Regions from separate parts of the Homo sapiens genome. Here region 1 is linked to region 2. A link is an interaction called in ENCODE POLR2A ChIA-PET data of the cell type or tissue named here. Cell type or tissue: MCF 10A. All regions are shown on one strand. Each heading gives the region's core, and the rest is flanking DNA. Links, peaks and the distances in the headings are about the cores only. Region 1 overlaps SLC35F3 (solute carrier family 35 member F3). Region 2 overlaps SLC35F3 (solute carrier family 35 member F3).

The links. ChIA-PET counts read pairs that join two places held together with the same protein. Peaks named below come from ENCODE experiments on the same cell type or tissue, not always from the same donor. Only the 100,000 strongest peaks of a DNase experiment are listed, where the experiment ranks them.
Region 1: POLR2A ChIA-PET joins it to region 2 with 9 read pairs; 2 of 35 experiments call an interaction of 5 or more read pairs at or near these places.

The regions. Positions count from the first base shown.
Region 1 is chr1:234,179,119-234,195,805 of GRCh38, reverse strand. The region is part of intron 2 of SLC35F3 (solute carrier family 35 member F3); the gene reads right to left. Among named protein-coding and RNA genes, the nearest start is that of SLC35F3-AS1, 86 kb to the left of the region's middle. RefSeq lists an enhancer at 6,842-7,553. In MCF 10A, for the core only: no CTCF peak of the experiment used is centred there; a DNase peak (open chromatin) is centred at 9,595.
Region 2 is chr1:234,123,778-234,140,464 of GRCh38, reverse strand. The region is part of intron 2 of SLC35F3 (solute carrier family 35 member F3); the gene reads right to left. Among named protein-coding and RNA genes, the nearest start is that of SLC35F3-AS1, 140 kb to the left of the region's middle. RefSeq lists an enhancer at 8,470-8,639. In MCF 10A, for the core only: no CTCF peak of the experiment used is centred there; a DNase peak (open chromatin) is centred at 7,454.

The DNA.
Region 1 (16,687 bases), core at 7,404-12,403, 53 kb before region 2:
GAAACCGCCCCCATGATTCAGTTGTCTCCCACTGGGTTCCTCCCACAACACATGGGAATTATGGGAGCTGCAATTCAAGACGAGATTTGGGTGAGGATGCAGCCAAACCATATCATACTTTCTATCTCACTGTGGCAGGTACGTGGTTGCAGGGGGGTATTAATGGGTTTTCAGGATGGTCTCTAGAGAAAGTAAAATTGGACCGAAACCTAAAGGAAGATAAGCTAATCTTTTAAAGAGTGGGGAGAAGGGCCTTCCAGTCAAAGGGGACACAATGAAAAGGAGCTTGATGCTATAAGAATAGAGCAATAGATAAGGCCAGTGGAATAGGCAGGAATCCACCCCACATGCCTTGAGCCTTGATACATTTAGATTTTAAAAGCCAGAGTAATGCTTGTGATTTGGAAGGGGGGCAAATAAGCCTGAATAAAGTCAAGTTTGAATCAAGAAATTGGACTGTGGAATTGGATGGAAGTGAGGCGAGAGATGAGGGCAATGCCGTACTCAGATGGTTCTGTGGCTCAAAGTGGCTGGAGCACACAGGAGGCTGGGATGGTCTGATTTTTTTGACAAAGGCTGTCATACTTGCTCCTAGGTAGGCACAGCCTGGAAAGCAGTGGGCAAAGAAATGGGAGACAGTGGAAGGGTTCTGTCCACACGTGTCCTTGGGTTACTTTCCACTTGCTGATTTGCTTCCCGGGTGCAACTGGTTTCCCTTTTTCTCCCAGAGCTTGAGTGCAGTCTTGATGAGCCACAGCTATGTGCCCTGCTCAGAAAGAAGTGTCTTGGGGTATCCACAGTAAAGCTGCCTGGAGGATGCTGAAAGTATGGTGGTCAAGAGTGGCTCCCAAAATATATGCTCTTTCCAAACATGTAGAAACCCGTCATCTGTCTGTCGCCCTAATTGCTCCTCAGCATAACTGGGTGCAGTGTGGGCTAACAGGACAGGAAACAGGAACATGGGTTAAAAACCCATGTTTGAATTGGAATATTCCAAGACCAGGATGTGTTGGAGGTGAATTCTGATTCACTATTAGAATCACCTCCTCCAATATCACTGTAGAAGAGATTCTGGAGATGCCTAGAGGGTCTCTCATGTTGACACCCACATATGTTTCTAAGCCTTTAAGGGGTCTTGGGGACATCTCTGTGGGTCTTGAAGCTGCTCTTTCTTTTCTTTTTTTTTATTGCATTAATTTTTTAAAAAATTTCCATAGGTTTGAGGGGGAACAGGTGGTATTTGGTTACATAAGTAAGTCCTTTAGTGGTGATTTGGGAGATTTTGGTGCATGCATCACCTGAGCAGTAAACGCTGAACCCAATTTGTAGTCTTTTATCCCTCACCCTCCTCCCACCCTCTCTCCTGAGTCCCCAAATTCCACTGTATTATTCTTATGCCTTTGCATCCTCATTGCTTAGCTCCCACTTATGAGTGAGAACATGCGATGTTTGTTGTTTTCATTCCTGAGTCACTTCTCTTAGAATAATAGTTACCAGCTCCATCCAGGTAGCGCAAATGCCATTAGTTCTTTCCTTTTTATGGCTGAGTAGTATTCCATAAACAATGTGTTTATCCACTCATTGATTGATGAGCATTAGGGCTGGTTCCATATTTTTTGCAATTGCGAATTGTGCTGCTATAAGCTTGCGTATGCAAGTATCTTTTTTTAATAATGACTTCTTTTCCTCTGGGTATATACCCAGTAATGGGACTTTTGGATCAAATGGAAGTTCTACTTTTATTTCTTTAACTATTAAACTTTAAATAAAACACTGTTTTCCATAGTGGTTGTACTAGTTTACATTCCCACCAACAGTGTAGAAGTGTTCCCTTTTCACCATATCCATGCCAACATCTATTATTTTTTGCTTTTATGATTTATGGCTATTCTTGCAGGAGTAAGATGGTATTGTATTGCGGTTTTCATTTACATTTCCTTTATCATTAGTGATGTTGAGCATTTTTTCATATGTTTGTTGGCCATTTGTATATCTTCTTTTGAGAACTGTCTATTCATGTCCTTACCCCACTTCTTGATGGGACTGTTTGTTTCTTTCTTGCTAATTTGTTTGAGTTTGTTGTAGATTCTGGATATTAGTCCTTTGTAGGATTACAAGTTGTGAAGATTTTTCTCCCACTCTGTTGGTTGTCTCTTTACTCTGCTGACTCTTCCTTTTGCTGTGCAGAAGCTCTTTAGTTCAATTAAGTCCCACCTATTTATTTTTGTTTTTGTTGCATTTGCTTTTGGGTTCTTGGTCATGAAGTCTTTGCCTAAGCCAATGTCTAGAAGGGTTTTTCTAATGTTATCTTCTAGAATTTTTATAGTTTCAGATCTTTGATTTAGTTCCTTGATCCATTTTGAGTTGATTTTTGTGTAAGGTGAGAGATGAAGATTCAGTTTTATCCTCCTATATGCAGCTTGCCAATTATCCCCACACCATTTGTTGAATAGGGTGGCCTTTCCACACTTTATGTTTTTGTTTGCTTTGTCCAAGATCAGTTGGCTATAAGTATTTGGGTTTACTTCTGGGTTCTGTATTCTGTTCCGTTGGTCTATGTGCCTATTTTTATACCAGTACCATGCTGTTTTAGTGACTATGGCCTTATAGTATAGTTTGAAGTCAGGTAGTGTGATGCCTCTAGATTTGCTCTTTTTGCTTAGTCTTGCTTTGGCTATGTGAGCTCTTTTTTGGTTCCACATGTTAGGATTGTTTTTACTAGTTCTGTGAAGAATGATGGTAGCATTTTGATGGGAATTTCATTAAATTTGTAGGTTGCTTTTGGCAGTATGGTCATTTTCACAATATTGATTCTACCCATCCATAAGCAGGGGATGTGTTTCCATTTGTTTGTGTTGTCTATGATTTCTTTCAGCAGTGTTTTGTAGTTTTCCTTGTAGATGGCTTTCACCTTGTTTAGGTATATTCCAAAGTATTTTATTTTATTTGATTTTTGCAGCATTTGTAAAAAGGGTCGAGTTCTTGATTTGATTCTCAACTTGGTCGCTGTTGGTGTATAGCACAGCTACTGATTTGTGTACATTAATTTTGTATCCTGAAATTTGCTGAATTTATTTAACAGTTCTAGGAGCTTTTTGGAGGAGTCTTTAGGGTTTTCTAGGTTTACGATTATATCATCAGCAAACAGCAACAGTTTGCCTTCCTCTTTACTGATCTGGATGTCCTTTATTTGTTTCTCTTGTCTGATTGCTCTAGCTAGGGCCTCCAGTACTATGTTGAATAGAAGTAGTGAGAGTGGGCATCCTTGTCTTGTTCTCAGAAGGAATGCTTTCAACTTTTCCCCATTCAGTATTATGTTGGCTGTGGATTTGTCATAGACAGTTTTTACTACACTGAGGTGTATCCTTTGTATGCTGATTTTGCTGAAGGTTTTAATCATAAAGAGATGCTGGACTTTGTCAAATGCTTTTTCTGCATCTATTGAGATGATCATGTGATTTTTGTTTTTAATTCTCTTTATGTGGTATTACATTTATTGACTTGCATATGTTAAACCATCCCTGCATCCCTGGTATGAAACCCACTTGATTATGGTGGATTATCTTTCTGATATGCTGTTGGATTTGGTTCACTAGCATTTATGATTTTTGCATCTATGTTCATCAGAGATGTTGGTTTGTAGTTTTCTTTTTTTATTATGTCCTTTCCTGGTTTTGGTATTAGGGTGATACTGACTTCATAGAATGATTTAGGAGGATTCCCTCTTTCTCTGTCTTGTGGAATAGTGTTAATAGGATTGGTACCAATTCTTCTTTGAATGTCTGATAGAATTCAGCTGTGAACCCATCTGGTCCTGGACTTTTTTTTTTGTTGGTAATTTTTAAATTATTATTTGAGTCTTGCTCCTTGTTATTGGTCTGTTCAGGGTTTCTAATTCTTCCTGACTTAATCTAGGAGGGTTGTATATTTCCAGGAATTTATCCATCTCCTCTAGGTTTTCTAGTTTATGTGTGTAAAGGTGTTCACAGTAGTAGTCTTGAATGATCTTTTGTATTTCTGTGGCGTTGGTTGTAATATCTCCCATTTCATTTCCAGCTGTGCTTATTTGGATCTTCTCTCTTCTTTTCTTGGTTAATCTTTCTAATGGTCTATCAATTTTATTTATCTTTTCAAAGAACCAGCTTTTTGTTTCATTTGTCTTTCGTATTTTTTTTTGTTGTTGTTTCAATTTCATTTAGTTCTTCTCTGATCTGGGTTATTTCTCTTCTTCTGCTGGGCTTGGAGGTGGTTTGTTCTTGTTTCTCTAGTTCCTTGAGGTGTGGTCTTAGATTGCCTATTTGTGCTTTTTCAGACTTTTTGATGTAGGCATTTAAGGCTATGAATTTTCCTCTTAGCACTGCCTTTGCTTGTATCCCAGAGGTTTTGATAAGTTGTGTCATTACTGTAGTTTAGTTCAAAGGTTTTAAATTTTCATGTTGATTTTATTTTTGACCCAGTGATCATTCAGGAGCAGGTTATTTAATTTTCATATATTTGCATGGTTTTGAAGTTTCCTTTTGGAGTTAATTTCCAGTTTTATTCCACTGTGGTCTGAGAGAGTACTTGACATAATTTCAGTTTTCTTAAATTTATTGAGACTTGTTTTGTGGCAATCATATGGTCTATCTTAGAGAAAATTCCATGTGCTGATGTGTTGGAGGCTGCACAAGTATTTCTTATGATTAGGCATAATTGAAGCCTGTTAGCAATAATGAGAACCTGTGAGCAAGTAAACAGCTAACCAATCATTACCTCCTCCTTCTTGCTCTTGTTACCTAATATATAAGAAGGGCTGTGGAAGCTCGGCAGCTGCCTTTGCTCACTAGAAGCAGGGAGCCCTTTTCTTTTCTTTTTCTCTTCTCTTCTTCTTCCCCATGCTAGCCTTTCCTTAAAATAGTTACTTTTGTTTTTTGTTACCATTTCTACGTTCATCCCTTTGTTCAGTCTTGTAATGACGGTCTCAAGCAGTAACAGTAATAATTGCTGCAATGAGGGTCTCAAGTAGTAGCTGTGGCAGTCGGCCACACTGATGAAATAGAATGTATATTCTGTGGTTGTTGGGTAGAATATTCTGTAAAATATCCGTTAAGTCAAGTTGTTCTAGGGTATAGTTTAAACCCAGTATGTCTTTGTTGACTTTCTGTCTTGATGATTTGTCTAGTGCTGTCAGTGGAATATTGAAGTCCCCCACTATTATTGTGTTGCTATCCCATTTCTTATGTCTAGCAGTATTTGTTTTATAAATTTGGGAGCTCCAGCATTAGGTGCATGTATATTTAGGATGATTGTGACATTTTCCTGTTAAGGCCTTTCATCATTATATAATGTCCCTCTTTGTCTTTTTTAACTGCTGTTGCTTTCAAGTTTGTTTTGTCTGATATAAGAATAGCTATTCCTACTCACTTTTGGTGTCCATTTACATGTAATATCTTTTTCCACCCCTTTACCTTAAGTTTATGTGAGTCCTTATGTGTTAGGTGAGTCTCTTAAAGGTAGCAGACACTTAGTTGGTGAATTCTTATCCATTCTGCAATTCTGTATTTTTTAAGCAGAGCATTTAGACCATTTACATTCAATGTTAGTATTGAGATGTGAGGTACTATTCAATTCATCATGCTATTTGTTGCTTGAATACCTCGGTTTTTTTGTGTGTGTTTTTGTTGTATAGATCCCGTGAGACCCATGCTTTAAAGAGGTTCTGTTTTGGTGTGTTTCCAGGATTTGTTTCAAGATTTAGAGCTCCTTTTAGCAGTTCTTGTAGTGCTGGCTTGGTAGTGATGAATTCTCTTAGTGTGTGTTTGTCTGAAAAAGACTATCTTTCCTTCATTTATGAAGCTTAGTTTCACTGGGTACAAAATTCTTGGCTGATAATTGTTTTGTTTAAGGAGGCTGAATATAGGGCCCCAATCCCTTCTAGCTTGTATGGTTTCTGTTGAGAAATCTGCTGTTAATCTGATAGGTTTTCCTTTATAGGTATCTGATGCTTTTGCCTTACAGCTCTTACGATTCTTTCCTTTGTCTTGACTTTGGATAACTTGATAACTATGTGCCTAGGTGAGGATCTTTTTGTGATGAATTTCCCAGGTGTTCTTTGAGCTTCTTGTATTTGGATGTCTAGCTCTCTAGCAAGGCTGAGGAAGTTCTCCTTAATTATTCCCCCAAATATGTCTTCCAAACTTCTAGATTTCTCTTCTTCCTCAGGAATGCCAATTCTTAGGTTTGGTAATTTAACATAACCCCAGACTTCTCGGAGGCTTTGTTAATTTTTTAAAAATTCTTTTTTTTTTTTTGTCTGTGTTGGATTGAGTTATTTCAAAACCTTGTCTTCGAGCTCTGAAGTTCGTTCTTCTGCTTGTTTGATTCTATTGCTGAGACTTTCCAGTACATCTTGCATTTCTCTAAGTGTGTCCTTTATTTCCTGAAGTTGTGACTATTTTTTATTTATGCTATCTATCTCACTGAAGATTTCTCCCTTTATATCTCGTATATTTTTAAAAATTTCCTTAAGTCGGACTTCACCTTTCTCTGGTACCTCCTTGATTAGCTTAATAATCAACCTTCTGAATTCTTGTTCTGGCAATTCAAGCATTTCTTGGTTTGGATTTGTTGCTGGTGAGCTAGTGTTTTTTTTCTTTTTCTTTTTTGAGGTGTTAAAGAACCTTGTTTTGTCATATTGCCAGAATTATTTTTCTGGTTCCTTCTCATTTGGGTAGGCTATGTCAGAGGGAAGATCTGGGGCTCAAGGCTGCTGTTCAGATTCTTTTGTCCCATGGGGTGCTCCCTTGGATGTAGTACTCTCCTCTCCCCCTTTTCCTAGGGATGTGGCTTCCTGAGAGCCGAACGGTAGTAATTGTTATTTCTCTTCTGGATCTAGCCACCCAGATGGGCTACCAGGCTCTGGGCTGGTACTAGGAGATGTCTGCATAGAGTCCTGTGATATAAACTATCTTTAGGTCTCTCAGCCATGGATACCAGCACTTGCTCCAGTGGCGGTGGCAGGGGAGTGAAATGGACTCTGGGAGGGTCCTTAATTATATTATTGTTGTTTATTGTAGTTCTGTGCTGGTTGCCCTCCTGCCAGGAGGTGGCGCTTTCGAGAGAGCATCAGCTGTGGTAGTAAAGGGAGGGTCAGGTGGTGGGCAGAGCCCTAGAACTCCCAAGAGAATATGCCCTTTGTTTTCAGCTACCAGGGTGAGTAGGGAAGGACCATCAGGTGGGGGCACGGCTAGGCATGTCTGAGCTCAGACTCTCCTTGGGAGGGGCTTGCTGTGGCTGCTGTGGGGAATGGGGGTGTGGTTCCAGGTCAATAGAATTGTGTTCCCAAGAGGATTATGGCTGCCTGTGCTGTGTCATGCAGGTTGTCAGGAAGTCGGGGAAAGCTGGCAGTTACAGGCCTCATCCAGCTCCCGCACAACCCAAAAGGCCAGTCTCATTTCCACCATGCCCCCTGCCCCCCACCTCACCAGCACTGAGTCTGTTTCCAGGCAGTGGGTGAACAGGGCTCAGAACTTGCACCAGGCTACCAGCCTCCAGGCTGAGAAAGCAAGCAGGACTTTTTTTTTTTTTTTGAGGCGGAGTTTCGCTCTTGTTGCCCAGGCTGGAGTGCAGTGGCCCGATCTTGGCTCACCGCAACCTCCGCCTCCCGGGTTCAAGCGATTCTCCTGCCTCAGCCTACCAAGTAGCTGGGATTACAGGCATGTGCCACCATGCCCAGCTAATTTTTTGTATTTTTAGTAGAGACGGGGTTTCACTGTGTTAGCCAGGATGGTCTCGATCTCCTGACTTCGTGATCCGCCCGCCTCGGCCTCCCAAAGTGCTGGGATTACAGGCGTTGAGAAACCGCGCCTGGCCTTTCATGCCTCCCCACCTGTTGAGTCTGCACATCAGATTCATGCCCTACCCGGAGTTCTGGCTAGGAAACTCTGGTTGTAATTGTTACAAAGTTCAGCTGGAGGTTTCCTTCTCCCTGTAGTCTTTTCCCAGTTCCTCTGGCAGCCCTCCCCAGGGACCCCTGTGAGACAAGTCAGAAATGGCTTACATGGGGACCCAGAGAGACTGCAGGGCTTTTCCTGCTGCTTCCTCTACCTCTGTAGTTCACTCAGGTGTCTACATTGTCTCAGCTCAAATCCTTCTCCCATGATCTGGACTTTCAGGTTCCCCAGTGAGGGCACGCGTTCATGGGCGGATGATCCTCCTTTCCCACTTTCACAGTTTGGGCATGCACAGTATTTGGGCTGTCTCCTGGGTCCTGCGGGAGTAATCCGCTTCCTTCAAAGGGTCTGTGGATTCTCTTGGCTTTCCTGGTATATTCCTGCAGTAGTTCTTGGAGCAGAAGTTCACAATGTGACTCCCGACATGCTGCTCTATCCATCCGAGTGAAAGCTGCAATTTAGTCCTGCCTCCTGTCCGCCATTTTCCCCCCTCTCCTTGGAGCTGCTCTTTCATACCTTCTGTGCCTGGGATCCTCTCTTCTTCCCCATTTGAGTCACTTCTTGAACAACTTTGCATTTGTGCAAGTGAGAATGGTGGGTTTTCCATTCGCCTAGGAGGTTGGGAACTTTAGGTATAGTATACAATTTACAAACCGCTGTGTGGTGGTTGGTTGCTTGTTCCTTTCACATCACCTGGGGCTGGCAGGCAGCAGCTGGTATCCCTAAAGAGGTGCAGATGGAAAGCATCAACATTGACAAGAGCCCATCATCAATTTCCCCTTCCTGATAAGGGAGTTTCTCTGTGATTCAGGCCAATTCCCCTGGATCCACAGAGCCAGGAGGTCTGGCTGTGCAAGGGAGGGCAGGAAAAGCTAGAGTACCTGAGATGGGGAAGGAGGAATGAGAGAGACACAGGATGCAGAGCCAGGTTAGAAAGCAAAGAGTGAGAGCACATCAGAACCAACCAAACAACAACAACCAAAAAGGAAGGAGCTCCACAGCCCTGAGCATTTCTGAAGTCTCAGGCTCACTATGGGGCCTCTTCCCATAGTATTCCATCAATATGTCAATAATACCTACCCTGCAGGTTGCTGTGAGGTTTAAAGGAGCTAATGTACATGGGATACCTGGTCCAGCATGTTGACTTTACGGAGTCCCTACAACTACCAGTGTTATTTAAAATAATTATTAAGATGGTGGACCCATGATCAGACCCAAGTTGTGTCAACAGAACAGACTATCTGAGATCCTGATGGCATGTGCTCCCTCTCCACCTACCACTTGACACTTCAGAGTCTCAGGGCACATGTCACATCTCACCTCAAATGAGGTGCCAGGTTGGCCTAGGGCAAGAATTCAGAAGGACTGGGAGGAGAGATCAGGGCTAGGAGACGGCACCCAGCTTGTCTCCTTCTCAGAGCAGAGGGGCAAAGTCAGCCCTTTGCTCAGGGTTTGCTACGCATCCACTGAAATTTGGCATCAGTCCTTCCGCTGAATCTCTGTTTGCTGGCCATGCCTTAAAAAACAAATACTGGTCAGTTGTTAAAGTTCACTTGGTCTTGACAGCCAAAGCCAGGAGCATTTGGCCAACATCATGAGTCTGACTCAGCAGAGCGGAGCCCACTGCATGCTTGAGCAATGCTTTGAAGCAAGTCATATCTCACCTCAAATGAGGTGCCAGGGATATTAATGCAATGAGACTGCTTAGTCAATCTGCGCCCTGCTGGGTGAATCACACTCCAAACACCTGTAGGTAAGAACATTCGCTGCAGCTGAGTATATTGCCAGCAACCCTTCCCTGGTGCCTGTTTCTATCTCTGTTAGTGGGGACCTCCTTAAAATGCTGCCTTCAGACAAACTGTCTACGCGGCACTCAGCCTATGGCAGTCAGTAGGTAAACTAGGAATCTTTTTACAGACAGTGAACGTTAAAACCAGCAGGACATCATGAGTTGCTCAAAGAGAGTGATGATAAAAAAATGGTTAGAATTTGAAACAAAAGGGGACAATCTCTTCTTCATACAGGGATAATAACAGAGCAAACATATTATAAAATCAATGCATTATTGGCACAGACCTGCAATTCAGCGGGTATCCAAATGGTGATGTGATGAATGGTAACACAGCACTGAATATCTTCAGAATCAATACCTTAGGTCCACATTTGAGGACTCCTTAAGTATCCCCTTCCAAGTCCCTGCCATCACCCCTGGGTATTCTGTAAAGCAGAGATGGCTTTTCAGAGTGGCCCCAGGGGAGGAGCAGTCAGCTCAGCATCCAGGACAGAGGTCACTGGAGTGCCCCAGCCATGTGAAGGCAGGCTAGCCAAGGGTTCCACCCCAGAAGAAGCATTAATGCCTTAGGTACTACACAAGCTACTAATTAATGAATAATAAATAGACCTTTTGGAATGGCCTAACTTAAAATTACAAAATGAAATGTATTTGCTAGTCTCCTAGAACATTCACTTTTCTGCAGGGCTGCCTCTTTCTACTCCTCGTAGTGAAGAGTCCAGCAAAGAGCTGAGCAATGCGATTGGCTTCAGACACATTTGGATATTCAGCGATCCTGGGACACATCTCGGGTGTCCCTTCTCACCTCTGGTGATGGTTTTGCCTCCCAAAGTGTCCTCTCCTTCTCCTTGGCTCTAATCCTACCCAACTTCCCAGAACCAGCGTACACCCCCACCCCAGAATGCCTTTCCTGGTCACCCCATCTTGTAGAGCTCCCTCCTCCTTCTGCAAGTATTTGTCTCATAATCATTCCTGTGTCTTTTACTCTCCCTCGATGTATTGTTTAGATTCATAACATTATGATTATGTAGCTTCCCTCCTGTTGCAGGGTTGCTTTTTCGCAGGGACTGTGCCCACCTTGGTGTTCTCCATAGAATGCTTCTCAGATGCAGTGTGTGGTACAAATGCCCAAGATCTTGTTAAAATGCAGTCTGACTCAGTGAGTCTCTCTGGGGGCAGGCCCTGAGATTCTGCATTTCTAATAAGCTGTCAGGTAATGTCAAAGCTGGTCTGTCTAGGGACCACACTTTGAGTACCAAGGGACTATCATATCTAGGACAATGTCACGTGTGTGGTAGATTTTCAATAAATAGTTATTCATCATGGGCTCTTTCACCTATTCTCCACCATGGCCTGCGGAGCTGAGTCCTCAGTTCCCTTTGAGGAACAAATATGTAGAGGCCCTGGAAACTGTGTGCTGGCCTTTGGTCATCCCAGAGCCAGGATGGGCTCCACACTCCTCCCACCTGCTCTGGCCTGCGGCAGCATTCCCACGTTCCTTCTATGAGAAAAACAACATGCATCAGGCACTATGGGACGGCGCTGACAAAAAAGACAAAATGTCAGGTCTCATAGCCTCGAAAATTTCCTGCCCATTAAATAAGCATTCCTTGGGTGGTTTTCTCTATCACTGCTAAATATTAAAGTCATAGGTCTCACAGTGTGTAGGCTCAAAACATGCTTCATTCCAGAAGCCACTGTTTTGTCAACTTTACAAACCACATAAAATAGTTTGAATACTGAAAACATCAAGCTTACACAGAGAAATGATATTTTGCTATGGGACTGAATATTTTTAATAAGATCCTATTTCCTGGGGAAAGAAGAAAAGTCGCAATGTAAGCAATAGCAGCAAGGAAGATCATTATGGTTCCTAAGTAATCCAACTACTGATGATAAATGACATAGCAACATGTGCATTTAGGTTTTTTGTTTTTTTTTTTTAAAAAAACTGTGTTCCATGCTAGTAAAGAATTAACTAGCAAAGAACAATATCCTTAAAACAGCTATACATATTTTCAATACATCTAACACATAGCCTACAAAGTAACCAATGTGAATTTGAACTGAGTGCTCCTTTTTTTGTTATAGCTGATAGGTCTCTTAAGATCTCAATGAGTGTAGGTTAACAGATAAATAGAATAAATTGTAAACTGCTCTGCTGGTGTCTAGCACATAGCAGGTATTCAACAAAGGAATGTTGTTAAACAAAAAATGAATGAATGGAGAGAGGAAGACAGGGGTAGGCACCCTTATGGCTTTGTGAATGGGTCCACAGCGTGGTATTTTGTACTTGAACCAGAAGTCGTATGAAAATGAGATACGAACATTTACAGGGTCATAGTCACCATTATTAAATAATGGGAGCCACACTGTACAGCTTGTCCTTAACTGACAAAAGATAAACTCTGCATACAGGCATTGATGACATATGGATATAGAGCTACCAAGGACTCAGTCGACCAGGCCAGCGACACAGTATCGTTTAATGAAAAAGGATACAGCCTGCTACGTATTTATGCATATACACTCACTGAAGGTCTATTTCATGTCAAGTCCTGAGTACCTTAGGTTTTCACAATGACAAAATAAGAATTCATTTGCTTTAAAAAATTGGAATACATCACTCTGAAATATTTACATACGTAAAAAACAACCATATGCATTTTCTTAAATGGTTTCTTTCAAAATCCAGAAAAAAATCAGAAAAAAACTTATAAAGATGATTCTATAAAAATAAGAACTTTTGTATCATTAAGAAAATCTGGCCAGGTGCAGTGGCTCACGCGTGTAGTCCCAGCACTTTGAAGGCTGAGGTGGGCAGATCACTTAAGGTCAAGAGTTCGAGACCAGCCTGGCCAATATGGTGAAACCCTGCCTCTACAAAAAAATACAAGAATTAGCTGGGTGTGGTGGTGTGCATCTGTAATCTCAGTTACTCAGGAGGCTGAGGCATGAGAATTGCTTGAATCTGCAAGGTGGAGGTTGCAGTGAGCTGAGATTGTGCCACTGCACTCTAGCCTGGGTGACAGAGTGAGACTCCATCTCAAAAACAAACAAACAAAAAGTCTTAAGCAAAGTAAAAAGGCAAATAAAATTTTAAAAATGTAAATTATAACTCAAAGGATTAATATCCCTAATATAGAAAAGATTAGAAAAATAGAGAAACAAAAGACCAATGATTGTATAGAAAATGGACTAGAGATATGGTCAGAGTTCACAGGAAGAGAAATGCAAATAGCACTTCACTATATGCTCAATCTCATTCATAAGAGAAAAATGAAATTTAAAACTGCACTAATATGATTTCTCATTTATCAAATTGGAAAAAATCCCAAAGTTTGACAATATCATGTAATTAGCAATGCTGTGGGGAAATGGGCACTGTCGGTCATTGCTGGTGGGAATATAAAATGGTACAACCCCTATAAAGAGGAATTTGGCATTGTCCAGAAAAATGATGTATAAATTTACCTTTTGCTCCAATTATCCTACTTCTGGCAATCGATCTCAAGAAAGATACCCAAAGATGTATGCACAGGATATGTATTACATGCAGCACAAATACCCACCAATAGGAGAAGGTGAACAAACCAGGACACGGCCAGACAATGGAGCTGAAGAAAGCAACAGCACTCCTAGAGCCCAGATCAGGGTCTCTCAATACTGTTTCTTACTGAAAGACACAGGGCTCCTTAAAAAATGGCTAATTCCAGGTATGGAGTAATAAATGTGCAAGATGGATTCCAGAACATGTTGTCATACAAGAGATCAATCAATCAATCAATCAATCTAGCTCTCAAAGAGTCAGGTCAAAAGGAAGTGATCTAACTTTTAGAAGCTTGCTCTGGCCAATGAAGGGACAATTGGAATATCATTAAGGATAATAACTGTAATGGACTTGAACACACAGAACATGCATGAATCCCTGAATTTATAAAAATATTTGGAAAAAACCTTACTGGTTAACTTTAGGAGATATTAGAAATCCAACTTACTGTTTTTAAATCAGTTAAAAAAAGGAAAAAATTAATTCCTTTCGCCATTCGTATATGAAATGTACTTTAGGGAAATCAAATCATTGATGAGAGGAAGCTTCTCTTTACAGAAGTTTTCCAGTTAGTAAAAAGAAGATGATAGAATATAACTACTGGACAATCTCTGATCAATTAATGAATTTAGGCAGTTCATAAATAGTTGCTATTGATAAACAGATAACCAGACAATATGTATTTTGTGATGAAAATACACAGAACCACATGTGAATTATCCTAAAAAAGAAACCAAAAACAAAGAAATAAAGAAAAAACCAGAATAAGGTCACAATGCAAGCAAACTTTTATCTAATTACATCTAATTATCAACTTACAGGAAATACGGAGGACAAAATAACATGGTAAATGACACCACAGAGATGCCATCAGCAACATTCACACTGTGGAAAATTCTCAAGACAAACTGCTCTCTTCAACAAATGAGTTAGAAGAGGCAAGGAAAAAATGGAGGAGGCACCTATAGATTAAAAGATATTTTAGAGACCTGTCAACTAATTGCAACATGTGGATATGGACCTTATTTAGATCCTGATGCAAACAAACTATTTAAAAATGGATTTCTGAGATAACTGGAGGGATCAAACAGTGGATAATTTCTAATACTGTGATAACATTTTAAAAAAGAGTGCTTATTCTTTTTTCTCTCTTTTTTCTTTTCTTTTTCTTTCTTTCTTTTTTTTTTTTTTTTTCTTGAGACAGAGTCTCACTCCGTCACCCAGACTGGAGTGCAGTGACACAATCTCGACTCACTGCAACCTCCACCTCCTGGATTCAAGTGATTCTTGTGCCTCAGTCTCCCAAGTAGCTGGAATTACAGGAACATGCCACCATGTTGGCTAATTTATTGTATTTTTTTTTGTAGACAGAGGATTTTGCCATGTTGGCCAGGCTGGTCTCCAACTCCTGACTGCAAGTGATCCACCCATCTCAGGTTCCCAAAGTGCTGGATTACAATCCAGCCACCGCGCCTGGCCATTTTTAAGAAATACATACATTTAGAAATGCCTCAAAAGAAATTATATGATGTCTGGATTTTCTTCAAATCAATCTGATGGGAAGAGGGAACGGATGGTGGTATAGATGAAATGAGATTGGTCTTGAGTTGCTAATTGTTGAAACTGGGTGATGGATACATGGCAGTTCATTGTACGATTTCCACTTTGTAAATGTTGAATTTTTGATAATAAAAAGCTAAGACAAAATTAAATTAATAAAAATTAAATAAAGGAATAGGAATCTCCTGTATCTTCCCTCCTTCCCTGCCTGGGTATGTGATGACTTTTATTTCTGGAACACTTTACTCCAAGGTTCCTCTAAACGTTATGGGATTCAAATCCACTCTCAGGTGCCTTTGCAGTAGGAGGTGGCCAATGAGGGAAATAGGAAGAGAGGTGAATGAAGTCCCCAAGACTACAACTTTAAATAGAGAGTGACCTGACAATTCTAAATTTAGCGACATGATCTCTCCTAACCAGATGCCTGGAGTTAGATAAAGGTGTGCATGTGTGTGTTCTAAAGTCCTAGTGGGACATGAGCATCTTCCTTGAGTTGCTAGCTAGGTCTCACTTAGCAGGGAGGAGTGTGCTCTCAGCTGCATTCACCATGCAGAAGTGATGTGTTTCCTTTACCTGAGCCCCTCCTTCTGAAGAAAGGGATTTAAGAAAACCTGAAGGTCAAGGTGGCCATCCCTCTGTCCCTATTTCAGTAAGCTCTAAACTTGCACCCAAGGAAACACCATGGCATGCACTGACCCTAAGATCATTAGGCATCTTTGGGAAGATCTAATGTGAATGATTAGCCACATCCTTTTGAAAAAGAGGGAAGTCAGAGAGCCCCACAGTGGGGAGATGACCACCTGAGGCTCACCTGTAGAACCAACAAACCACCAGAACTGGAGCCACAGACTGTCATTTCTAGCCAGGTGCTGTTGTCACTCATCCCTATTTCCTAGAGGTTGGCAGTGGGTTACAAAAAATGTCTATGGAAATCAAGCCCAAACAATTCTAGGATCGAGCTATAGGAGTGATACTGCTGAACTGCTGAAATTTTCCTTCTGCAGTAAGTCTGACAGCCCAAGGTCATGGAACTTGAGAAGAGGATAGAGTCGGGGGAAAGGCTTTTTACCTTTTTTCTTTTGCTCTTTCGTTCTAAAGAAGCATACTGAATTCCACTGCTGAAGTCAAAGAGGCTTTTGCTGTCAGTCTCAGATAAATGCTTCATTCTGCTATGTGCTGCTCCACTCCCTTTATTCTCCTCTTTAATTGAACCTGAATTGCATGGTTATTTTTAACATAATTGGTAAAAATTCAAGAGAGTTAATGCCATGTCCTTGGCTCATAAAACCCTTTCTTTTCCTTAGATGTGTTTCAACTCAGTGCTGATGCCAGGTATTAACTGTAGGATGACTATAGTTAACAACGATATATTATTAGTTTCAAATAGCTAGGAGGAGGATAGTGAATGTTCCCAACACAAAGAAATGATAAATGTTTGAGATAATAAATATGCGAATTACCCTGGACTGATCACTATACCTTATGTGTATTGAAATAGAACCATGATGTACAATTATTGTACATCACGAATACATACAATTACTATTTGTCAACTAAGAAAATGTTTTTAGAGCCGGGTATTAGTGAAGGAATTTTTGAACATTTGAGCTAAACCTGCTCTCCCAAGTATTCAGATTTGTTTTATAAAACAAAGTCTCCCCTAATTGTCTTTGTCTTAAATGCTTTCCATTAGCTTCATCTATTAGCTTCACCAAGAAGATGGACCTTCAGCCAAATTGGAACATTCCCTAAAATTCTCTGTTCACTGAAACACTCGGCGTAGGAGTTCTATTCTACTCAGGTCTGAAATGATCGCAGCTGAGGAAGTTCTCAGCTCTGCAGAGTCAAGAAACA
Region 2 (16,687 bases), core at 4,894-9,893:
ATACATACTTACCTATAATAAAGTTTAATTTATTCACTAGGCACAGAGAGAGATTAACAAGAACTAATAGTAAAATAGAACAAATATAATAATATCCTATAATAAAATTTATGTGAATATATTCTCTCTCTCAAAATATCTAATTGTACTGTACTCACCCTTCTTCCATGTGATGATGCGAGATGATTAAATGCCTGCGTGATGAGATGAAATGAGATGAGATAAATAACATAGGCATTGTGACGTAAATGGAAAAATTCCAGAAACGGCTCATAGGTTTAAAATTGTGCTCTGTTCTGAGTAGTGCGAGAGGATCTCTGCCATCCTGCCCAGGATGTGAATCACCCCTTTGTCCGGCATATCCATGTTGTATACACTACCTGCCCATTAGTCACTTAGTAGCCAGATCTGCTATCAGATAGACAGTTGCAGTATCTCAGTACTTGTGTTCAAGTCACTTACTTTATTTTATTTTATTTTATTTTATTTTATTTTATTTTATTTTATTTTATTATTTTGAGATGGAGTCTCGCTCTGTTGCCAGGCTGGAGTGCAGGGGCACCATCTCGGCTCACTGCAACCTCTGCCTCCCGGGTTCAAGCGATTCTCCTGCCTCAGCCTCCTGAGTAGTTGGGACTACAGGCGTGTGCCACCATGCCTGGCTAATTTTTGTATTTTTAGTAGAGACGGGGTTTCACCATGTTGGCCAGGATGGTCTCAAACTCCTGACCTCATGATCCGCCCACCTCGGCCTCCCAAAGTGCTGGGATTACAGGTGTGAGACACCGCACCGGGCCAAGTCACCCTTATTTTACAAGACTAGTGATGTCATATTGTCTGACCGCACTTGACCACGGGCAACTTGACCATGGAAAGTGAAACCAAGGATAAGTGGGGACGACTGTATTCTTTTTTACGCATGGGAAAGGAACAATTTTATGTAAAAGGACGATATAAAAACTATAAGTGTGTCCCATATTACATTTTCATAGACTATTGTAGAGTGCCTTTACTTAGAGGATTTTTAAAAAGTATAATGTGTCTATCTTTTTGGGATCTACAGTATTATTTCAGGAAGAAGTGGAGCTACAATTTGCGTTGTCCATTTGAGCCTTCTACACCTATCCCACCATGTCCTGGAAGAGATATCAGTGATAACATACTACATTTCTTAAACATTTTTTCCTAATGTCTCAAGAAAGGAACAACTACATGCAACTACATCTAATAATAAAGTAATAGAGTTTAGTCTTGTGACCACCAACTTTTACCCACCTTAGAAGAAATGGCCACTTTGGGAATCATATAGGGTTGTTAGAAGGACATAAAGAGGTTGTCTTCCTCAGTCTGTCTGACCTCAGTGCCACTTTGCCTAAACAAAAGTCAACAGTAGCCACAGTCAAGAGGTACTGTATATAAGTGCTTACTGTACAAATAGTCACTACCAAAAATGCTTTGCAAAACTCTTTAATCCTCACAACAGCCTCAAGAAACAAGTAGCATCACACCAGAAAGATGACAAAACTGAGATGAAGACGGAGAAGAGTAGGATTTGTTTGGCTTGAGTCAAGGCTCTTAAACAATGGCTATATTCTTTCTTCCAAAGCAACAAGGCCAGGGGCAGTGGCTCTCGCCTGTATAATTCCAACACTTTGGGAGGCTGAGGAGGAAGAATCACTTGATGCCAGGAGTTCAAGACCAGCCTGTGCAGCATAGTGACACCCATCTCTATAAAAGTAAAAATAAAAAATTAGCTAAGCATGGTGGCGCACACCTATAATCACAGCTACTTGGAAGGCTGAGGTGGGAGGATCATTTGTGCACAGGAGGTCAAGGCTGCCGTGAGCTATGACTGCACTCCAGCCTGGATGACAGAGCAAGACTCTGTCTGTAAAACAAAAACAAGTTCACTTCTTGATTCTGTGTGTTTTGGTATAAACTCTCCCTGCCAAATCCACATAAATTGAAACTGTGCCCTCAGCACCTCTTCTCTTGGTCCTTCTCAGTGAGGAAGAGGAAAAGCTGGTCTTGAGTGTGCATATATTTACCCCTTCTTTGCTGGAAGGTATCTGAGAACCATTGACCCTCCTCCTCCTCTGCCAGAATGGGCTGGTGGAAACCGAGAAGCCCCAGTATTAACTGAAGATCCATTGAAAGGGAAAGTAATGTAGTTTCAGGTGTATTGTCTTATTTAATCCTCACCACAACTTCTGAGATAAGTATTATAGAGATACAGCCATACAAAATTGACAATATGCAATTTATTTTAACCTACAAAAGTGGCAATGTTATATAGTGTAACCTAAAGTTGTTTTTAAGATAGATGTTGAAACTGAACTTCAGGTCTGACTCCAAAGTACACAGACATGGTATTACTCCTGCTTACTGTGAAGAATATCTAAGCAGCAAATGCTTCAACTCCTTTTTTCAAAGTGCTTGCCATATTGTTGGCAACTTTCTTATTAACTCTCTCTCTTCCATTCTTTACACTGAAAGAAACAATGACCATCACCACCCTCTGCCCCACTCACCCCAACCCAAATCTAACCTTTTCAACCCCTCTCGCATCCAGCCTTCTTTTTCCTCGCCAGTCAGATGGGGACCATTTCTCTTTCCTTCCACCTAAATACTTAAATTCATGCCCACCAGCTCCTGCTGCTGTCTTCAGTGGAGACCCTGTCTCTCCTGCTAATTTGCAGCTACTTGCTGCGACATGTGCTCCTGCTTTCTTTGATGTCTCTTTCCAACGCATACTTTCAGCTCCATCTTCGGTTCTCCTCTCCACAAGTCTTCCCTGAGCATGTAACTAACGACACGAAGATGCCTCTTACTCAGGATTGACTCCTTCCACCTTTACCTGACAAATCCTCAAGCTGTGTCTCTCTCTCTTTCCTTTCATTCAAAGCCAAGGTTCTTGAGGAGGCGTTCCATGAGCTCTCTTTAAGTCCTTTACTTCCCATTCCTTCCTCAACCCCCACAGACTGGCTTCTGCCCCCAACACAAGCTCTATGTGCTCTTCCCATGATCACTGATGCTCTGGGGATTGCTAAGTCAATGATTGCTCTTTGATGCTTATCTCTCATGCCTCACAAAAGCACCTGACATTCCTGACCACTTTGCCTCTCAGGCTTGCCCACTGTTGATCTCTGAATTGCCCTCCTGCCACCTGGTTTTTCTGCCACCTCTCTGACTGCTCTTTCTCAACCTCCTTTGCAGGCTTCTTTTCCTCACCAACCTATAAAACATCTGCTTTACCCAAGGTTACACCTTCATTCAAAAGCATTCATTGACTATGTCTTGAGCACCAATTTTGTGACAGGTACGTGTGCATGCATCTGTTACATGGCCCTGTGTTATTTGGATTGGTTACCTTGTCCAGTTCACTCATGGTGCTTCCAGTCCCTAAAGCTGGAGCCATGTCTACTAATTCATTTCATCAACTCCAAAAGGCAGTACCAAACCGGGAATCCAGTAGGGCCCCAATAAATATTTGCAGAATGAATGCTGAAGAAGGTTCACAAAAGGAACCCTTAGAGATACATGCATTATTTTAATCAACTACCAAAGCGGTGGCCCCTGTGGTGAGGGTCATGACAACTAAAGCACTGGAAGACTGATCTCTGAGATCCACTCTGGGCTCTGTTCGAGCCTAAGCTGTGCACACACCTGCTGCAGGTCAACAGGCTGGCCTGCATCTGCACATAGGCACCTGGCCTGAACCTCAGACTCAAATCGGGTTCTTGCCTCAAGCCTCTACCTGATACTCTCATGCGTTCATTAATTCATTCACTATATGTTTGTTGAGTAGTTATTTTGTGTAAGAAAGTTGCCTATGTGCTGAGAAAAACTTTATGAAGTTTATAGTCTAGCTGGGGAGACCAGACTCAACTATTTGTGGGAATATCTGTTTAGTGAATTACAACTGTAATATGCACCATTAAGAAAGATAAAGGGAGCTGGGTGCTGTGGTACATGCTTGTAATCCCAGCTACTTGAGAGGCTGGGGTGGAAGAATAACTTGAGCCCAGAAGTTCACAGCCAGCCCAGGCAACATAGTGAGACCCTGTCTCTAGGAAAAAAAAGAAATAGAAAGAAAGAAGGAAGGAAGGATAAAGAAAAGAAAAAACAAAGAGGGAAGGAAGGAAAAAGAAAGAGAGAAAGGAGAAAGAAAAATAAAGAAGAGAGAAAGAGAGAGAAAGAAAGACAGAAAAAGAAAGAGAAAGAGAGGAAGGGAGGAAGGAGAAGGGAAGGGAAGAGAAGAAAATAAAGGAGGGAAGGGAGGGAAGAAGGAAGAAAGAGGGTGGAGGGTGCTATGGGGAAAAGCTAAGCTGTACTTGGGTTTCAGGGAAGGCTTCCTAAGAGGTAACCTGTAAACATCTCTGAAAACCAGAGATTCTGTTTCATATTCTTCACCTTTCATATCTATAAACAGTTGTTAAAATTCTCAAGTATATCTTTTTGCTTTCTATTCTCATCCCCAGTGCCCTTGATCCGGCCCTTGGTATATGGCACGGTGCAGAAAAGAGTTAACACAGCGGAGGACTGGGACTGCCCTCCTTAAAAAGGCTTGCTTGCAAGTTTGGTTCTTGGCTGGCATCAGTGAACTTGGATCTCAGCGGTGTTCCCACCATTCCCTGACAAGCTATGCCTAAACTATTTGCCTCAATAATATGGTTTATGCTGAACACCTGCTTTCCTTTCAGGAGTCTGGAATGCCTCATGCAAGGCAGAGGGCGCTTATGTGACCAGCTTCAGTAAAGACCTGAGTACTGAGCCTCTAACGAGCTTCCTGGATAGACACCATTTCACAGGTGTTGTCCCAGCTTGTCGCTGGAGCAATTAAGAGGGCTCCTGGAAACTTGCACCTGGTTTCCTCTGGACTTCCCTTTGCTGATTTTACTTTGTATCCTGTTGCTGTAACAAATCTGAGCCCTGAGTATGACCATATATGCTGGGTCCTTGTGAGTCCTTCTTGCCAATCAGTAAACCTGGGGTGGGCTTGTGACCCTGAATGCAGGTGCCCAGTTAATTTCTTCTCTGACACTATTCCATATCCTGATGCATCCATTCATCCATTCTTTTTAATTTTTTTCATTTTTATTGGTACATAATAGGTGCATATACTTACAGGTACATAAGATATTTTGATACAGGCATACAATACATAACAGTCACATCATGGTAAATGGGGTATCTATTACCTCAAGCACTTGTCAATTCTTTGTGCTACTAATCATTCACTCTTTCATGATAACTAAGTGCCACATGTTGGGCTAGCTGTTCACTGTATAGCCTTTCCACCTATCTGTATGGCCTATTCCTTCACTCTATTTAAGTCTCTGCTCAATTACAGAGGCCTTCCCTGATCAGCCTGTTTAAATGCATGTCCTCATTCTCTGTCTTGTTGGTTCTTGCCTGGGATGCAAATTAGAAAATACCAATGCTGGCTGGGCGTGGTGGCTCAGGCCTGTAATCCTAGCACTTTGGGAGGCCGAGGCAGGTGGATCACTGAGGTCAGGAGTTCAAGACCAGCCTGGCCAACAAGCTAAACCCCGTCTCTACTAAAAATACAAAAATTATCCGGGCGTGGTGGCACATGCCTGTAATGCCAGCTACTAGGGAGGCTGAGGCAGGAGAATGGCGTGAACCTGTGAGGCAGAGGTTGCAGTGAACCAAGATTGCGCCACTGCACTCCAGCCTGGGCAACAGAGCGAGACTGTCTCAAAAAAACAAACCAAAAAACCCACAAAAAAACCAGTGCCAGGGCCCACTACAAAGGTTTTAATCCCCTTGTTCTTGAGTGGGGGCCTAGGCATCATCATTTTCCAAACCTTTCTGGTTGATTTTAATGTGCAGGCAGGGTTGAGACTGAGGCCTAAAACTCTGTCCTTTTATCCAGTTTTATTTTCCTTTATTGTACTGTTACCTGAAACATTATGTATAAATTTATTTAAAAATTATATATAATATACAAATATAATCTATATTTTATATAGATTAAATATACATATTTAATTTGGATATTTATATAATTTACACGAATATACATTTATCTACCAGAAATTAATACACATGCATAATGAATGAATTTATATTTATATACACACATAAAGTAATAAATATTTAACACATTTGTATAATTTGTTTGTATATATAATTGCATATAATTATTATTAATTACAATTAATATATAATTAATTATATATATACAATTTTCCCATTAGAAAATACACTTTACAAGAGCAGAAACTTAGTCAGTTTTGTTCACTGCTACATCTTCAGTGCCTACAATAGTAATCGCTATATAATGGATGGTTAAAATAAATATTTGTTAAATGAAAGAACAAATGATTCTCTTTGGGATGGCATTTAAAGCTCTCCATGATCTGAAAAAGCCAACTTATCTTGCTATTTTCATGTACTTCTCTGACATATGGTCTATACGCTTTATGGATTATTTTGGCTCTACCCCATTTATCATATACTAATCAGAGTCTTTCTATACTAGAGCCATGTGGTCACATATTCATCCACCTCTTCCATTAGACCAAAGACTCTGTGTCTCCCAGGGTTTACTTAGAACAGTCTCTTGTTCATAGCAGGTGTTCTTTCTGTGAGTTGCACTGAATGATTTCTGGATTCATAAAATCAAAGAGAGGTCAGAGCAAAGATAATTAAGCCGCTAGTTTTAGCACTACTCATTACAAGGGATAAATAGCTCACCAGAAAAGAGGGTTATGGCCTCTATCTTATTTCTAACTTGGTACCTTGATTAAAATTGCCCATAGTTAAAATGCCTGATGTCACTGTTCACTGCATGCTTTGCTTTTTCCTAAATTTAACTCTTGATTATCTGGGCCAGTGTTGAGAACCTGGTATAGAAAATAGAATATTACAGGTGTTCCAAGTTGCCAAAGTGGTGATGCCAGCACTAACCCCCATGTCAGATGCCTCTGTTGGTCATCTGCTGCAGGGAACTTGACTATGAGCTGCTGGGGACCCTGCAGGCCTCCTGGAAGGGGACAGCATTTCTTCAGTTACGGCTTGGTCTTCCATGTAGTGTGGATAATCTTCACTTAGGCCTCTAGATGCCTTTAAATACGAATCAAAGAAAAGCTCTCCTAGGAATTTAAGAGACATTTCATTTCTGTGGGTCTCTTAAAAACTTACATTGTTTTTCTCATTGTGGAATGGATCTTGAGGATAATTATTCTTTGGGGAAAAATGATCTTATTACACAAATTATTCTAGTTACTTTGGAATGAGCTTTAAGTAAATGAAAGAGAAATTTGCTGTAATTCTTTGAAAAGACACTCCCCACCAAAAAGAAAAAAACTGAAGGAGAGATAATATTATGTGCAGAGTCAGGCATACTGCATTAAAATCCCAGCTTCACTACTTACTAGTTTTGGATCCTAGACAAGTTACTCAACCGCTCTGTGCCACAGTTTCCTCATCTATAAAACTGGCACAATAATAGTTGCTTACCTCATCAAGGTATTATGAGTGTTAAATGATTAAACACTTTGAACAGTGTCCAGCACAGAGTCAGCACTCAATAGTTGTTAGCTGCTGTTTCTGGCTTCCACTAGAAATTTTGCGTGGAATGTTCATATTTTGGAGTGGGAAGGCTCTTTATAAATACAACACCATGGATTGAAATCATAAACCACCATGAATAAAATTACCAGAACCATGCAAAATAAACATTTTTGCAGCACAGAATAGATTTTTAATATGTAAAGAGATCTAACATTTCAACAATAAAAAATTAACACTGCAATAAAAATCAGCAAATGATTTGAAGAGTTAATCCATAAATTAAAAAATATGGTCCAAAAATATGAAAAAGTTTTATATAAACTTACATATTTAAATCGCAATACACAATGTTTCTTTTGAATCAAACTGCAAAGATTAGATAAAATGTTAATACACAATGCTGCTGAAAGTGCAGGGAAATGAGCATGCTTATGCACTAGTAGGAAGTCCAACCTTTGGATGCAAACTTGGCCGCACATGCCAAAAATGTGAAATTTTGTATATTCTTAGCAATTCTACTTCCAGAAATTATCTTAGGAAACTAATTATGGATGTATACTAGTGCTTATTGTACATTGCTTATAGCAATGAAGTATTTAAAACCCCTAAATATGTAACAAAATGGTATAATTTAAATTAGCAATGTACGAGGCAGAAATTACAAATCATGTTGAAGCAGGATGTTATATAATATGAGGAAATGTTCAAAAGGAGAGAAGGGGAGTGAGAGTGAGGGTCGGGGAAGAGAGAGACAGAGCATGCAGGAGAATCTGACTGCCTGAGCCATCTTATCTGACTTCCATCTTGTTAGATGAAGTAAGTTCATTTGCTATTAAGAGATGTTCCAAACCTCCTATTACTTTCTTTCTGACTTCTGTGTTAGGCAATATTTGTGATGTTTCCCATCTCAGCTGCTTCTAGGGAAAAGAACTGCACAGCCTCTCCTCCACTCCACTCCCCGAAGTTTATACATAGTCTAGAATAAACAAAATCTTTGTTTTCACAAGAGAACCTTATTATTATCGCTTATTATTTGCTGAGCATCAACAGTTCTTTAAAAAAAGTGGTAAGTGATCTGTTCTAAATTAGGCTAATACACGCCTGGCTCCCAGAAACACAGTCACCTGCCAAACGCTTTCTAGTCTTTGGGTCTATTAAAAGCTACTCCCCTCCAGACTCCTCACTCCAATCAGGAGAAAGACACACAGTGAGCAGCATCTTTAAATTTGCTGCAGATTCTAGTTTGTTTACGACGTGCTCCCTAACATCAATGCTGAGAGATGTTGAATCCCTTCCTTGCTCGCTACAACTGTGAGCTCAGACGGATGTATGAACATCACAGTCTTTAACTCAAGTTCCATGTCCGGTTTACTTTTGACCTTGGCTTAAGTTATTCAGCAACACCGTGTACATAAATACTCTATAAGGATGTTAAGCAGGAAGACAGCTGCTGCTGAGACTGGGATGGGGGGAAGGGGGGCTGGGTGAGGGGCTCATGAGTTTGGTGCCAGATGTGCCATGGAAGCTGGGTAGGGCCACAGCCTTCCTATGACCTTCAGATTACAATTCCAGGGCCCAGCTACCTCTACGGAGAAGAAACAGAAACATAGATATGCAAATATTCACTTAATTATTTCCCATATTTTCCTAAGGAGATCCTACCACAACATTAATAAGCTTTTTATTTCAGTATAATATGCACACAGGAAAACGACAAATTTTAAGCATACACGGCAAAAATAGAACATCACCACAACCTCAGAAGCCCCCTCATGCCCCTCTTAACTATTCCCTCTTTCATCCCAAAGTTAACCAATATCCCCACTTCTAACATCGCAGATCAGCTTTGTCTCTCTTTGAACTTTATAAACATAAAATTGTACAATATGTTTTTGTTTGTGAGGTTTTTCTATGTTGTTCCACTTAATGGCGTCTTCATTTTCATCCTGTATAGTATTCCTGTGTCTGAATATATAAATTTTTTTTATCCATTCTATTGTCACAAAACAGTTTGGTTGCTTCCACGTTTTAACTATTATGACTAATGCATTTTGTACCTATTTTTGGCCTGCATATACATGCATTTCCATTAGTTTATACTTTGGCGTGGAATTTCTGGGTTGTTTGGCATAAATACATTCAATTTCAATAACACTTTAAAACATTTCTTTACAAAGTGATGGTGCCAATATATGCTTCTACCAGCAGTGTATGAGAGTTTCATTTGCTCCACCTCCTTGCCCACACTTGGTACTGAGAGGTCTTTCTTTTTTTTTTTTTGACAGAGTCTCTCTCTCTCTGTCACCTGGGCTGGAGTGCAGTGGCACGATCTCTCGGCTCACTGGAAGCTCCACCTCCCGGGTTCACGCCATTCTCCTGCCTCAGCCTCCCAAGTAGCTGAGACTACAGGTGCTCGCCACCACGCCTGGCTAATTTTTTTTTTTTTTTTAGAGACGGGGTTTCACCGTGTTAGCCAGGATGGCCTCGATCTCCTGACCTCGTGATCTGCCCGCCTCGGCCTCCCAAAGTGCTGGGATTACAGGCATGAGCCACTGCACCCGGCCGAGAGTTTTTTAAAAATTAAAATTACTGTGTGGGTGTGTAGTGGTATAAAGTGTGATTTATGTATGAATTTCCCTGATAGCAACAATTGTTGAACAAATTTTCATATGCTTATTGGCCATTTGGATAACTTATTTTGTAAAATACCTGTTTGGTTGTTTGGTCCATTTTAAAATCAACTTGTTTGAATTCCTATTGTTAATTTGAAGGAATTAATTATGTGTTCTGGGTAAGTCCTTCATCAGATGTATACATTGTAAATATTTTCTTGCAGTTTATGGCTTGTGTTTCTAAATGGTGTCTTCGAGTTTTTATATTTGATGACACCAACTTACTACTTTCTTACACTGTTTGTGTCCTTTCATAGGAAGATTAAAGATATTTTCTTATGTTTTCCTCTGGAGGTTTTATAGTATTAGCTTTTATGTTTAGGTCTGTGAATCATTTAGAATTAATTTTTGTTTATGGTCAGGTGTAGGTCAAGGTTAGTTCCCCCCCATATGGATATTCATTTGTTTCAGCATCATTAATTAAAAAAACATTCTTTCCGTATTGCATTGTATTGGTGCCTTTGTCAAAAATCAAGTGAGTGCAGGTGTGGATGTTTTTATGAATGCTGTATTCTTTTCTATTATCTATTTGTCTATCCTAACACCAATACTACACTGTCCTAATTAGCGTAAATTTATAATTTTTGGAATCTGGTAATGTAGTTATCTAACTTTGTTCTTGGCTAGTCTGAGTTCTTTTGTATTTCCACATTCAATTCAGAATCTGTTTGTCAATCTCCTAAAAAGCCCTCCAGGATTTTGACTGAGATTTCATTGACTTTATGGATCAATGTTGGGGAAGTGACATCTAAATGTTGAGTCTTCCAAACCATAAACATGGTGTATCTTTTCATTTATTTAGGTCTTCTCTAATATTTTTCTGCAATCTTTTGTAGTTTTGTAGTTCTCATCAAGAAGTATTCTATATTTTTTGTGTAATGTATTGCTAGGTATTTGGTGTTTTTGAGTCTATTGTAGTATTACTTTCTTTTAGATTGTAACCATTCTGGTAAAGGTATACACATCTCATTGTGGCTTCAATTTGTATTTCCCTGATGATCAATGAGGTCGAGCACCTTCTCATGTGTATTGGCCATCTGCATATCCTCTATTGTAAAGTGCCTATTTATGTTTTTAAGTCCTGTTGGAGGTGTATGTATTTTAAATATCTTCTTCTACTTGCCTTCTTCTAGCTTGCCTTCTTTCTCTATTAATGGTGTCTTGATAAACATCAATGCAAACCAACGACTTCACTCTGTGTTCAACTGCGACAAATCAATCTCTTCTAGTGCTGGACAAAAACATGTTTGTGTGGAATTTACCACAAGGCTGGATGTGTATTTACTGTGTTTTATGGACAATTTAATTGATTTTTCAAGAGCAACTTTGATTACAGTGATTTTTTACTTGCTCAATTACCTTTAGAACCTGGCCCCCAAGTTACGAATCTACTGCGGTGTCCCCGATTTTCCGACAGAGTGAAAGAAATGTGATGGAAAGTGCTTGCTCTCCAGACATTTAAAATTTAAGCAAAGAGAGATATGTCCTTTTCCTTCTCTCTCCACAGATCCTACATCATAGCACCAAGGAACTACTATAATTCCCTGGACATAACATGCCTTTGCATACCCATGCCTTTTCTTAAGCTCTTTCCTTGGCCTGGAATGCCCTTTCTTACTTGATCTCAAACTATCATCCCCTCTTCATGCATTTCCCTCACTGAATTCAGTCTCAGCTATGTCTCTGATGCTGCTTTTGCTCATTTCCAGTTCTCAGCACTCCTAATGCTCCACCTCCGCCATTCCTCACCTCATTCTCATCCCTCACCCACCGTCCAAGATGCTAACTTTCAGAGCAGGCATGCAACTGGCCAGCACCTTCTAACCCAGAGACTCTTCAGCCCTGCTTCACCCCTGGTCAGCCTCACCCTGAAGAGCTCATTCCACATTAACTGTGGCTTTCAGCGCCTGAATCTTCTATTGTCCTTCGCCAGGTGATGCAGAGACAGCAGAGGGTAAAACATGGCCCTGCTGTACACATGCATCAAACAGCTGGAAGCCAAATCAAAACATGCCCCAGACACACTAGCTCTCTGGAAAGTGTCTTGGACCTTCTCGCTTCCTTCCTGCTCCCACTGTGTCTCTCAATATATTCAGTTCATGACCTTTCTAGATCTTACTCTTCCTTATGGTCTTAATGCCTGTTTGTCGGCATCACTTTGAAGACGCAGCCGGCACTTAACTCCAACTCTTCCCACTCCTGATAATCATCTTGCCCCTCTGAGTCCTCTCCCTGGGCTCCCAACCCAATGTCAGGTCCTCAGCGTGTGTCCTTGTCCTCTGGAGGGAGCAATGGACAGATAATTTTCAATACACATTGGAGATCACCAGGTATTGGTGATTCATGTCATGTGCATATGTTCATATATATCTGTCTGACCTTTAAACAATACTACTTTGACTCTTCTAGTGCATTCCTAGGCAACACATAATCTTCCCCAATTTATGCTAAAGGGGAACATTATCATGCTTATAAATCTATTCTAATGTAAACTCGTGTTTAATTTATTTCCTTCAAAGAAAATCTCATCATATTTTTAATACTCAGCTTTTATTATGGTAATACTTGCATATTGAAATACCTTAGTTATCATCTCCCAAAGGAGGCTTTTAAATCAGTCTATTATGACATTCTCTTACATTAAAAAAACACTCCTTGTTCTACAATTTCTATTTTACCTAGAGCCAGGAACATCTGCCCCTTGAGCTGCATCGAATGACAGCATTATTTAGCTGGCTTGAATCACACCCAGGAGATGGCTTTCTATACAAAAGGATCTCACCCATGCAGCAGTTCCTGGCAGCACACGATGTAAGAGGCATTGAACTTGATGCCCCCAACTCGAAGGGAGGGGGTACATGTCTATTTCATCAAAATAGGTGCAATGACATGATAGAGACATTTACATAAGATGAGATAAAATAATGAATGCAAGAGTACTTCATAAGCCCTGAAGAGTTATGCAAATATAAAACCTGGTTATTAAATAGCTGTGAATCACAGACAGTTATTAAAGATTGGTAAGTGAGCACAGAAAAATTGATTATTCCAGTCAGGGGCATTGAGTATTCAATTAGGTATCATAAAGGACCTTAAAAGATGAGTAGGCAGCAATAAAAAGGAATAAACTACTGATACACACGAAATGGATGATTCTCCAGGGAATTATGCTGAGAGAAGAAAGCCAAGCCTAGAAAGTTGCATGTTGTAGGATTTTACTTATATAGCATTTCTGAAATGAAACATCAAAGAAGGCTTGGGTGGGGTGGCTCATGCCTGTAATCCCAGTGCTTTGGGAGGCAGAGGTAGGAGGATTGCTTGAGGTCAAGAGTTTGAGACCAGCTTAAGCAACATAGTGAGACCCCATCTCTACACAAAAATTAAAAAATTAGCCCAGCACGGTAGTGCGTGCCTGTAGTCCCAGCTATTTGGGAGGCTGAGATGGGAAGATAGCTTGAGCCCAGGAGTTCAAGGCTGCAGTGAGCTATGATTGTGCTTCTGTACTCCACTCCAGCCTGGGTGACAGAGCAAGACTCTGTATCAAAAAAGAAGAAAGAAAGAAAGAAAAGAAAACATTATAGAAATGGAGAGCACATTGGTGGCTTCCAGCGGTTGGAGAAGCAGGTGATGTGGTAGGAAGAAGATGGGTGCACTTATGAAAGGGCAAGAGGGAGCCTGCGGTCATGGACCTGTGTGGTCTTGACTGTAGTGATGGATACATAAACCTACATAGGTAATAAAATCATGTAGAACTAAATACACACACACACACATGTAAAACAGGGGCAGATCAGTGGATTGTATCAATGTCGATATCCTGGTTGTCACATGGTACTACAGTTTTGCAAGATGTTACCATTGGTGGAAACTGGGTAACGGTAACTGAGATCTCTCTGTATTACCTCTTACAACAACATATGAATTTACAACTATTTCAATTAAAACTTTAGCTAAAACAAAAGATGAGTAGGGCTTTAATAGGTAGAGATGAGCTGGATTTGGCTGGTGGGGAGAGGAGAAGGCTTCAAGGGGGACGGAGTGGCTTGGGTAGAGAGAGATGCGTGAATCTGAAAGATGCAGTTAGAAAATAGTCCCAGCAACAGAAAACAATAGTTCCTATTTATTGAGCATAAAGAATGGACATAAACTTTTTCACACAGCCAGTCATTTACTACCATCACAACTCATGAACTGGGTACTATTAAAATCCCCATTCACCAGGGACTTGAATGTCTTTAGAGTCAACAGTGTGACCCTAGAGCGGCGGAGCTCCTTGCTCAGGATTGCAGAGCTAGTGCGCGGAAGCACAGAACTGCAGAGACTGTTCTTCATCACACACTGCACGGCTCCCGGCCCAGCAGCGCTAAGTGGTTCTGAGTCACTAGGGAACGAGGGGTCCGAGGGTTGTGGTGCAAGATGAAAATGGAGAGGCAGGTATATGCCGGAGCTGAGAAGGCGGGGAGTGCCGTGCCAAATAATTTTGACTATAATATGTGAACAATGCAGAGGATGAAAAATTTCTCTGAAGTGTCACCGTGATCAGAGAGATGTTCTTTAGGAAAATAACTTTGTTGGCATTCTAGAAGGGGGATTGAGAAACAGAGACTGGGTTAGGGACAGGGCAGTCAGCACAAGCCCGGACCGGTCAGGAGCTGGGAACAGCTGGAGGAACGTGTGGACTGTCTGGCTGCTCAAACATTAGCTGGCCCTGCCTGGGGTGGGCTATACCTCCCGGCCTCACTGACAGCAGGTGCAGCCATGGACTTAGAGCGCCTCCTGGGGGAGGAGTATACTTGAGTACGTGAACTCAAGAGCAGCCACGTGATTTGCTTTGGACATTGAAATGTGACAGGGGATGATCCGTCAGCCCGGGTCCTGGATGTAGCGCAGGGAGGAAGCCCATTCAAAATGGACATGGAGCTTAAGTGAGAAACAAGCTTATGTTGTTGTTAATTGTTGAGATTCGGGGGTCGTTTGTTATATCAGCGTGAACTGGGCAATTTGGCTGATACAAGCAGGATAATTTGGGGTAGCAAGAAGGGACGTGAGTGACTGGCTCAGGTGTGAGGCTCTAAACTGAGCAGTGTTGGTCTCATCACTTGACACTGTGTCCTAGATATGAGGCGGGATAGGATGGTGACACAAAGGAGCCACACTGGATTATTTTCTGAGACATTCCCCTATTCAAATTTCAGTAGAATAAGCTATAAAACACAATGCCTAGAATCTGGCACAAGGCACTGCCACCTTGAAGATCACCAGATGATCACTTACAAACCAAAAGAAAGCTGAGAAAGGACAAGTGTGTGCAATGCATGCATGGACACATGCGTGTACACATAGACACAGAGTCTCCATCACCAGAATTGTGAATCTTGGAATTCACAATTTCTCTCTTGTTTTTAAAGAGATGGAGTCTTTCTCTGTTGCTCATAGCTCCCTGAAACCTCAAACTACTAGGCTCAAGTGATCCTCCCACCTCAGCTTCCTGAGTAGCTGGGGCTACAGGTATGCAGTACCATGCTCGGATAATTTTTTAATTTTTTCGTAGAGATGGGGTCTTGCTATGTTGCTCAGGCTGATCCTGAACTCCTGGCCTCAAGTAACGCTCCCACCGCAGCCTCCCAAAGCACTGGGATTACAGGCATGAGCCACTGTGCCCAGCTGGAATTCAGTTTCTTTAGCTTCATTCTTTCCCTAGAATTCTCCCTCATCTCTGTTTTCCTTGTCTCTGTTTTCAGTACATATATGGTGCTAAATGATAATAATTTATTTCAGCCCCTAGGGGAAGAAAATGATCTTGGGTTGGTGGAGGAAGAGGAAGAAGAAAGTCAGACTTGACAGTTTCTCCCTAAATCTTCTCTATTCACCTTTGAAAATGTATAAATGTGAGCTGTGGGTGAAGCTTAGTGGGAATACCGATTAGAAGGCATTTGATGAATAATTGTGAATTCTGAGTCTTGGACAAAATGTTCTCCTTTACTGTCCCACTTAACAGGACCGAGTTACCTAGAAGGCGTTTGGGAACTGGCTAGGAGAGCACTGCTCTTTGGGTGGTTTCTTGCTCATTGACACTACATCATTCGTCTCTGGCTGGTATCCAGTAAGAGTTCAGAGTTGTTGGTAAAATGAACACTGAAGACTCTCAGTGGGAAAGCTCCATGTCCTCTACGATATCATATCTTTGCTTCTGGCTCTGTTTCCTGTGACATCATCAAACTCACAGATGGCTGCCTTCAGAGAGTGTGTCTGAGATATCAACCTCACAGGAGTGAGCATTATGGGGACTGAGCTGGTTGCTTGGCTAACTCAAATCACCAAGGCGAGTAAATGAATAACTGTCTCTTCCAGAACAAATGCTGTCTTAAATCACAGCTGTTAAAACTACTCACCAGGGCCCTTTGTCCCCAGAGCTGCAGGCCTGAAGATGGGCTTTTAGATTCTTTTCTTACATCAGCTTGATTTTTAAAAAT